Linked DNA regions of Homo sapiens: region 1 is linked to region 2. Evidence: chromatin loops called from intact Hi-C (ENCODE). Cell type or tissue: endothelial cell of umbilical vein. All regions are shown on one strand. Each heading gives the region's core, and the rest is flanking DNA. Links, peaks and the distances in the headings are about the cores only. Region 1 overlaps DPYD (dihydropyrimidine dehydrogenase). Region 2 holds the start of DPYD-AS2 (DPYD antisense RNA 2).

Evidence for each region. Hi-C counts contacts between places; a loop is a spot of excess contacts. Peaks named below come from ENCODE experiments on the same cell type or tissue, not always from the same donor. Only the 100,000 strongest peaks of a DNase experiment are listed, where the experiment ranks them.
Region 1: it touches region 2 in a loop (4-fold over the local background); 2 of 110 quality-filtered maps call a loop at or near these places.

The regions. Positions count from the first base shown.
Region 1 is chr1:97,847,496-97,852,893 of GRCh38, forward strand. All of the region lies in intron 2 of DPYD (dihydropyrimidine dehydrogenase), which reads right to left. Among named protein-coding and RNA genes, the nearest start is that of DPYD-AS2, 53 kb to the left of the region's middle. In endothelial cell of umbilical vein, for the core only: no CTCF peak of the experiment used is centred there; DNase peaks (open chromatin) are centred at 2,056 and 2,596; H3K27ac peaks cover 1,579 bases.
Region 2 is chr1:97,793,624-97,799,021 of GRCh38, forward strand. All of the region lies in intron 3 of DPYD (dihydropyrimidine dehydrogenase), which reads right to left. It overlaps DPYD-AS2 (DPYD antisense RNA 2), which reads left to right and starts at 3,298. Exons shown (of 3, transcript NR_046591.1): 1 at 3,298-3,449; 2 at 3,592-3,672; 3 at 3,845-4,428. In endothelial cell of umbilical vein, for the core only: no CTCF peak of the experiment used is centred there; DNase peaks (open chromatin) are centred at 3,248 and 3,948; H3K27ac peaks cover 2,652 bases.

The sequences.
Region 1 (5,398 bases), core at 262-5,261, 54 kb after region 2:
CAAAATAACAGAAGGTATTGTCAGGCAGGGAATAAAGGCATGCTAATTTTATCTGCTTAAATGAAGGGACTCAATGGAGCCTGACTCTATTTATTGACTCTGATACTTATTGACAATTATAAAAAACAATTCAATTATGTTTAAAATTTAATATTAAGTACTTACAGAATTAAAATATAGTGTATGACATTAATCAGGAGAAAAACTTAAAATTTCAGCAAAAACAACAAAAGAAAGAAATACTATATACATTGTAGGGGTGGGCTGCGAGCTAATACAGCATTTGAATGCAAGTCCAAATATGTAAATTAAAAATAAGGTTAAACTTTTCTATTAAAGGAAAAGATTCTCAGAATCAAAAATAACCAAATAAAGCTTACTCTGTCATACACAAGCTATATCTCTATATCAAATGCCAGAATTTAAAAATAAAAGGATGGGCTATGTGAATGCAAAGCACATGATTGTTTTATATTCATAAATGGTGAAACCCACAAAGAACATACAATAATAGGAAACTAAGGTGAAAATATAGCATTTAAAATATTAAAATATTCAATGTTAATGAAAATTGTTATACCCCTCTAACGAACAAGAGAAAATATCACTTCTTTTTTTTTGAGACGGAGTCTCGCTCTATCACCCAGGCTGGAGTGCAGTGGCGTGATCTTGGCTCACTGCAAGCTCCGCCTCCCGGGTTCATGCCATTCTCCTGCCTCAGCCTCCCTAGTACCTCCAACTATAGGCGCCTGCCACCACGGCCGGCTAACTTTTTGTATTTTTAGTAGAGACGGGGTTTCACCGTGTTAGCCAGGATGGTCTCAATCTCCTGACCTCGTGATCCACCCACCTCGGCTTCCAAAAGTGCTGGGATTGCAGGCTGCACAAATACCACTTCTATTTAAAAACATTTAAGAAACTTTTAGTGACTATTTTCCAAAAATGTCATATTGAGTGAAGTGAAGTAAATTCAGTTCATCTTTTAAGAGGATGTGAAAGTGTTACTTTAGAGTATTCAGGAAGTTGGACTGTGAAATGCAATTATATTTTATGTTATTAGGGCAACAGATGTATTAGTTTTCTTTTATGCGTATCTAGCATGAAAATATCAAGCACAATTATTATATACAATAATGCTTAATTTGATATGAATCAGTGCTATTGCATCACACTTATAAAGGAAAGATTATGTTGTATAATTAAGTATAAGCAGAATCTCCCTCTGCATGGCACCATTAACCAGCATCTTGAGTATTACACTTGTTTTAGAGAAGCTCAAATAAAGAACAAAGGTTTTCAGAGGAAAACAATGAAGAAAGGTTTCGGGATTTTTTTCTGTGTATTATAAGGAGATTAGGAGTCATATGTCTCCAAACATTTGAAATTGGATCAATTTAAGCTTGTCTGAGTTGTAAGTAATGACTGAAATCTAAATATTAGAAAGAAAATCTGTATATATCCTAAGGAAATACTCTTAAATACGTGAAATGATAGTGATTACAATTACACCAATTGAGGCATTGGTTATGATAGCAAAAAACAAAACAAACAAAAAAAGCCCTGTATAAAAATTTAATGATTAGCTCTAGAGCATTAGATAACCAAATTACCATATTATTGTGATACTGAAGTCACTTAAATAATGTGTAGTATAATACAAGATTATGCAAAACATTTGCATATTATTTTAAATGAACAAAGTTACAAACTAGGAATATACACTACAATCTCATTTTTAAATAAAAATATAGACATATAGAATAAGATTAAATGAACACACTTCAAAATGTTATTGACTTATTTCTAGGTGGTAGGATTTCAAGTGATTCTATTTGCTTTTGTTCTATGTATATGTATTTCCTGAATTCTGTACACTAAAAATCCTTTAGTAGTTAACTCTTACTGAGTTCTTACTCTATATATGGCATTGTTCTAAGCAAGTGCTTTATATGTCTTAATTTGTAAACACTTCAACAGCCCTGTAAAAGAGCCATTTCTACATTCATTTTTTTTTTTTTCGCCAGCTGAGAAAACGGAAGCCCGGAGCTTAAATGACTTGCCTAGGTTTCCTGAGTAGAAACTGACAGAGCCTAGATGTGAACCTTAGAAGTTTGGCACCAGAACCAGCACACTCCAAGCACTCCACAAATAAGAACTGTATTATCTTTCATAATTTTCAAAGAACCTTAATAATAATGATAAAAATAAAGGAAGATATTTGATTAATTTTAAGTTTGCCACACTTGCCATTCATCACAAAGATCAGTTCTATCTTTATTTCTACAAATTTACAAATTTTATTTCTACAAAATTACAGGAAACAATACTGGCCAATATTCCTCAGCAGTGTTTGAATAGAGCTTTTCCTGAAGACATGAGTGTCTTCTAAACTTTTAATTTTGTGACTTTAACAAAAACAAAATATCACATGTTGTTGTTGTCCTCAGGAGCACTAAGAAATTTCCTGCCTGAGAAGTAAATGACTGAGGGGAAAAAATTATAGACCATTATGGCATGCTAATAATCCAAATTAGATAAACAAACACAAGCAATGGAAAGGAAGAAAGAGCAAATGCATTCAGCAGAGAATGGTGATAAAAAATAATGGACAGCTCATTCTCCACAGCTAAAATTGCACAAGCTGAGCTGTCTAAGGGAAATGAGTCATCTGTTTCTCAAGTTATAAGGGAATCTTACAGAATATTTTGAGTTTGAATAGCTAACACCGCAGGCAATTGAAATAGGTCTCCAAATATCTGATTAAAGTCATGCATGATTACAGCTGGTATAGAATATTTTTGTACCTTTCTTGCAAATGGTAAAATGTAGGTTAAATCTCTAATTTTCTCTGTTACTTAACTTCTAAAGTAGGTATTAATTAAAGAAATAAATTAAGATATGCTTAACTAAATTCTTAGATATGAAAATGAAGTATGAAACTTTTTATTAGTACATTATTCACTTTTACAATGCTTCTTAATGAACTATTTGGTCCTTTGATTCAACAGTCCTTTTATCTCATATGAATTCTTTAAAACAAATGGATTTTCTGGAGTAGAATCCGGTTTTAAATATCTAAAATATCAGCCTCAGAATGCCAGAGTGACTGAATAGAAGGAAAAATGAGAAGAAGAAGAATATAAAGGGTGCTGTGCAATCATGACAGATAAAAACACAGGAGATCACAGTAAAAATAAAACTACCAATAGTGTCATCTATAGAATTCGGTCACCTATTTTTTCCAACTTAATTTGATCGAGCAAATTGCCTACAAAAAAACCATCCAGCAAGGTGATTTTTGTACTTCATTGCTTATAACTATAACTCCACCATCTGTTCTATAAATGATATATTAAAAATCAAATCAATGGTGATTTTTAAAACACATGTCCTTTTTAAGAATATGATATATTATCTCCCATGATTCCTTACCAATTTGCTACTTCACAGAAAAAAATGAATTGTCCTCTGGTTTCTTAAATTGTCTATGTAATAAAACACAGTAACACATACTATGAAAAGCTGAGGGTAAAACAGAACTTTAGGATCTTTCATAAGTTAAATATGTCATAATATTTTGTCATTTCACAAAGCAATGATGCTCAAGGAGATATTATTTGAAGAACAGATAGCCATAATCTCTATTAATACAAAAATATATAGGGAAGGACATTTTCATTTAGACTTTTATACACTATGATAAGTTTCTAACAATTTATAATTTTGGAACATAAATTATCATTGTCTAATTACCATATATATATATATATATGTCACTTCTGTTGCCCTTTATTTAATACTCTTATTCAAATAAGTAAGTGGAAAGTATTGCTTATGATGAGGTCAGATTAGGATTCTCCTTATTTTTATGTTAGTGTAATATGTCACTTCATTCTTTATTCCTTTCACCAACTATATGTATTAAATCTCCTAGATGCACATAGTGCATGTAAGGTCAAGGTCAAATAAAGGTAAAACACATGAATGGCATACAGCATCACGGAAATTCAAGAAAATATAGTTATAATTTAAATATGCAGGTGCATTCGGACCTCCCCTATGTAGTCTTTTCAAATCTCTACATAATCATAACATTTTACAGAAAGTTTCTGTCCCGAAGTCCAAATATGATATTTAACCCTAGTCCTCCAAACTCAGCAAATACCAGGCCAACTTTTGAAATTTCTACCTTGGCTAATGGTGACAGTAGCAAAGAAAAAAAAAAAAAGAAACTGGGCTCTAGGCTCTAAACAAATATATGTGAAAGTTTTCTATCAATTATAATGCACTATACATGAGGATTTTCTGTCTACATTTGTCTACATGTTTGTGTTTGTGTTTAATTCAGGAAAACCAGGACTGTAAAAAAGAAAATGCTTAAAGCTTGCATCTTTGAACCAGGCAGAAAGTGCAGCAAACCAACATGACACATGTATACCTATGTATCAAACCTGCATGTTGTGCACATGTACCCTAGAGTTTAAAGTATAGAAAAAAAAAAAGACATACCAGAGACTGTGCAATTTACAAAAAAAAAAAAAAAGAAAGAAAGAAAAAGAAAGTGCAGCTACCTGATGCCTGAAGGAAACCAAATGAAAGAATGTGGAAATTAAGCCATTCAAGCATTCAAGGACCAGCACTAGGAAATTTCAAGTAGCTATTACCTAGATTTAAAAAATCAGAAATCCTTACATTAAAAACTAATCATTTGAATTCTGTTTTAATTTACTTTCTATTTTCTCTTAGGTGGGATAATCATACCTGATTAGTGCTATTATAACATAACAGTGCTTATTATGTGCCAGACCTAAGGAGTCACATACATAAGAGTTATTATTTACTGTTATTACTAATATTAGTATATATTACTTTCATCCTCATTTTATAAATGAGGAAACTGAGGACTAGACAGTTGAAGTAACCTCCTCAACATCACAGAGCTGGTAGTTTTCCAAAATTCAGTTTTCCCATCTTTAAACTGAAGAATAAAACATAATAACATGGAATCTATTACAGTAATTCTTATTGTATTAATGATGATGTTATCCAAATTGTACAAGTGGAGTGTAGCCATTGAGCAATGAACACTGCATTTTTATCAGTGATTTCCATTGTTAAACTGCTTTGTATAATGCCAACTATTTTTCGTCTTACTCAAATTCAACTGATCTGATGCTCATATAGCAACTTTCTGAATACAATTTGACTCCCAATAGATTTTCTTCTTCAAGGATGATGATTTCTCAGGTTAAATCAACAACATATTTATAATGATGATGTGTTACCCCATGAAGCTGAAACACAGGCAAAAAATGATGTTCGTCACAATTCAAATACTCATACACATTTTCCTCATTATAATTTAGTAAGCTGGCACACTGGAAGCTACTTTAGCAAG
Region 2 (5,398 bases), core at 148-5,147:
AAAACAATTGGATGCCCATATGAAAAAAACAAAAACAAAACAAAACGAAAAAAAACTTTGACCATAACTCATACCATATATAAAATTTAACGTGAAATGTAACCTAGAGCCAAATGTAAAACACAAAACTACACAACTTCTAGAGGAAAACATGGCAGAAAATATTTGCAACCCTAGGGTAGACAAAGATTTTTTTAGATATGACACCAAAATACACATCATAGCACAAGAAATTGATAAATTTAACTTCATCAAAAATAACAATTTCTGTTCTTTAAAACACCTGGTTGTTGTGTTTGTTTGTTTGTTTGGTTTGTTTGTTTGTTTGTTTGAGACAGGGTGTCACTCCAGTCGCCCAAGCTAGAGTGCTGTGGTGCAATCATGGCTCACTGCAGCCTCAACTTCCTGGGCTCAGGTGATCTTCCTTCCTCAGCCTCCCAAGTAGCTGGGACTACAGGCATGCGCCACTATGCCCAGCTAATTTTTGTATATTTAGTAAGGATAGAGTTTCACCATGTTACCCAGACTAGCCTCAAACTCCTGGGCTCAAGCAATCCATCAACCTCAGCCTTCCCAAATTTTGGGATTACAGGCATAAGCCACCAGGCAAGGCCAAAAGACATTCTTAAGAGAATGAAAAGACAACCCACATACTAGGAGGAAATATTTTCAAGGCACATATCTGATAAGAACTTGAATCCATAATATTGTTTAAACTCTCAAAAATAAATAATAACAGAAACAAGCCGACCAAAAAAAATAAACAAATGTCCTAAACAGACACATTACCAAATAAGACATACAGATGGCATAAAACACATGAAAAGATATTCAGCATCATTCACCATTATAGAAAAGCAAATTAAAAACGTTAAAGACTGATCATAGATGTTTACAGTTAACATATATTACTTCCGTTTTGTTTTTAAATCTCTATTTTAAAAAGCTTGTTTGACCTGGATTCCATTCACCTAAGGGTACATATTATCAACATGACTTACTACCATTGATATCAATCTTGATTGCCTGGCTAGTTAGTATTTTTCAGGCTTCTCTTCTGTAAAGTTACTCTTTTCCAACTCTTTACATATTATACTTTTCGGAAAAAAGTCACCACGCTTATTTCACACTTAAAAAGTGGGAAGCCATGCTTCACTTATTTCAGGGCAGGGTACATAGATTTTTAGTACACATATCTTTCACATCTTTCACAAGTCAGATTTATCCCTAGTACTGTATAATTTTTATGCTATCTTAAATGGTATTGCTTTAAGTTTTAATTTTTAATTGTTTGTTGTTAGTGATTAGAATATATTTGATTTTTGTATATCAATCTTGCAATATACCTAATCTTGTTTGTTCTAGTATCTTTTTGTAGATCACATTAGATTTTCTTTGTAGAGAACAAATAAGAGTAGGAAATAAAAATAATTTTACTTATTTCCAAAATAATAATAATGTGAGAAAGCAGTCTTAACTAATGGGATGAGCACAGAGTCCAGTTAAAGTCATACTTCTTTATGTAAAGTTACCAGTGTTGGGTAACTTCAAAATGGGTGGCAGAAAAATTTACATGAGAAAATAATTATTTTTAATTTCCTACCCTCTCTAAAAAGACATTTAGCAATGGGAGGCAGTTTACTACATATTCACCATATTTAATTCATTCATTCAACAAATATGCCTAGCTACAAATTTCATCAAATTATTTTATTCTATCATGTATCAATTTTCTAACTGCTAAAAGTGTATAATTTATAGTGTTAGAATGATAAATAAATACATAATTAACTACTCAACATTTAGTAACTGATACTAACTGTTAGCTATATGCTGATCTTGCTAACAGAATACATAAAATACGTTTTAAAAGCAAAATAACATAGAATGGAGACTAAAGATCATAATGCACATTGACGCAATTAAAAACAAACATTCCTACATAAACTCATTTCTATAATTTTACCTTTGTCTTAGCAACTTCACTTTTTGACATAGTGAACAACTCATATTTCACATGTACTCACCATTGTAGCTTTTTAAAAAATAATGGACATACTATACACACTCCTATATTATTTTATATTTCAATGCTGAAATTTTAATTAACATATACATATACTCAATAAAAACAATAAAAAATATGACTCATTCTCTGGAAAATTTCATTATTAAAATTACTGTTATTTTATAATGATAACATCTCATTTTGTTGTGCCCTAGGTATAATGAAACACTCTTTTTATTATAATAAAATGCAATAAAAAGTGTTCTTCCCTGTGTTACTGCTGTTATTTTGAATTATCCTTATAAATTTTCTGATAATGAGGGTAGGCTATCATCAAAAGATGCCTCCATTAAAATATAACAATGATGGTAATAGCTTAAAACTTGTATTGTACAGCTGAAAATTCATTTGTACACATATCTCTTTTCATCCACATACCAATTCTGTTAGGTGAATATACTTAACCCCATTTTACAGATGTATCCCCATTTATATGACAATGATCATAATAGCTTAAAACTTTTATTGTACAGTTTAAAATTCACTTTCACACATATCTCTTTTAATCCACATACCAATTCTGTTAGGTAGGCATTATTATTATCCCAATTTTATAGATGTAAGTACTAAAAAGCTAAGTTGTTTTCCTTGTCCTAAGCAACACAGCTAATTAGGGAAGTTAATTTTTCTCCACTGCTTTTAATCACATTAAACTGATCCTTCTATTCAACACATGAAGTTAACATTCTATGAAAATAAAACTGGAATCTCTGAGTCTACATTGATCACAAATTGAATGTATCCTCTCAATACACTGTTTTAGTCCTTTATATCTTTGATAGAAGTGAACATCCTAATTATGCCCATGAGTTACATATATGAGATGCCTTCACCCCACTTCAATAAAACTCTTTCTTAATGCCAATATAAAAAATACTCTACATTAATTGGTAATTGTGAAAAGAGACTCAGGGAGAGAGTCTGAATCAACAAAAGAGGAAAATATAGGAAGGAAAGGGAAAGACAAAGAAGGAGGGTGAGACAGAGAAGAGAGAACAAACATCCAGGAGTAGTGATGTGAATTATTTGCTTAGTTACCACAAAAGTAATAATTACACTAACTCTGTGGGAACAATGGTAATTTCACAGTAGCTCACGTTACTGTTATCACCTTATATCCTGATAACTGTGAAATTAATTTGTGGCACTACTGTATGTGTCGGCCATAAGCTGTTCCCTTGGTAACAGTATTATGCTACCATAGAGAAGGAATGTTTGGCAGTAAAATGGGCAGCAGCAAGCTGATTACACAGGGAAAAGCTTCTATCTAAATACACATAGCATAACAATCACCCCTGGAAAAACTACATGGCTTACCAAAAGAGGTCTCTCTGTTCACTGTCCATTATCTGTTGACTGAACTAGTTCAAATGAATAACAAGTAATGATCAAATTGCCAGTTTATATTTTACAACAGAGTCTTATCTTTAAAAAAATGCAAGGAGGAAATACAAAAATGTAATACATTTATCTTGCTTTCTTTTCTATTTCCTCCCCTGAAATTATTACTATGCTATTGGAAGCCATACAAACACATATATACACAAATATACATATGCTTCAATGAAAAGCAGGCATGCAGCTGACAGCTCGGCAACCCTGAGGTATAAACAAAGATACCAGACATATTTTTTGAAATAATTTTGCTCAAGGAAATTCATTTCAGTAGGAAGATCAGTTACTCTGCTGTCTCCTACCTACAAAGTTACAGAAGGAAAAGTTCAACATTTGGCCAAAAGGATAGTAGCTTACATTTCTTTTTTTTCCTTTTTTCAGCACAGAATTTTGAAGAGAGAATACACTAAAAGGGAAGAACATAACTACATGACATCATAAGAAGTCCTGAATTAGAAGCGTATATTTGAAAGGTCATGCATCCTGAGCTGCCAACAGCTTAACAACCAGAGGCAGAGGCCAGCTTTGCCAGCTCACTGCTTCTACTCATCTTTCATGATAGTAGCCAGGCTGAATATAGTTCCAGGATGATAATGAATTGGCTGGGCATACTGTTTATATTAGTATGTATGTTCCTGTACTAAACCAAGCATCATGAGGCCAGCACTATTTTGCCATTTTTCAGAAAAAAAATATGAACCCTTCAAAACATAGTAAGCCTTTTTTAAAGTATATATTTGATTTTGAAATAATCAAAATATATGTAGGGATATGACTGCATCCTAAGATTTATGATAAGTTCTGATGAGTAATATTTTCTTTCTACATGCAAGGCAAAGTTAATAGTAACTAGAAAGTCTTTATTTGGCATATCATAGATTTCTGTCAACCAAAACAACTAACTCTGGGGAACATAACGTTCTGACAACTTCAGAAGAGTTAAGTCACAGACAAAAGTTTATTGGATCTTAGTTGGCTCCTACCCACCAATTCTTTCTTTTCCAAGTGGAACATAATAGATTTTCAATATTTGTTAAATAATTGAAAAAATATCCTCAAAATTCTTTTTTGGCCATCTTCCCAACAAGAATATGGTCCTAACCTATATGTAGAGTCCTTTGCTGTGTCATCTATTTCTTCAGAATTATTCTCCTAATTCATATGTCTGGATAGTCTCTCTGAATTGTTATAGAAAATTAAAAATGTGAACTATGAAATTAATTTTTAAACTTTTATAACCATCTAGTCATACACAGAATAACCACAAATATAAACATGGTTTCAAAGAATTCCCTGTGACAATCAAGCAAATAGTGAAATAGTTTCTGCTATTATGAATTTATCACTTACTCAGTGTATGACCATGGGCAAATATCTTCACCTCAATCCTGTGAGGCAGGTACTATTATTCTACCCATTTTAAGTATAGATTTGCAATATTTGTTAAATATTCAATATTTGTTATTATAAAATGAGTATACTAATAGTACCTACCTCACAGTATTGAGGTGAAGATATTTGTCCATGTACGTACAATATGGGCATAATAATAGTACCTACCTCACAGGATTGTTATTAAGAATAAATAAGATAATCCATACAAAGTATTTAACACATTATTGAAAAATTAAATGATCAAAATAAAGCTTGTTGTTATTGTTATCTTTTAATAAATGCATCTAAAGTATTTTTAAATGTATTCACTTCAGTTATTTAAAGTTTCATCTGCTGTATCACAGAGCACATATATGTTCAGAAACATTTGTTAAGTATCTATGTACCAGATAATAAAGGTGGTATTGAAAAAAGAATAGGCATTGTAACAGGCAGACAGGAGTATAAAGTCCAGCCTTGCCACTTATGAGACTCCCATCTTCAAATTATGGAACCTTTCTGAATCTCCATTTTATACCTATAAAAAGGGGTAGACATTAC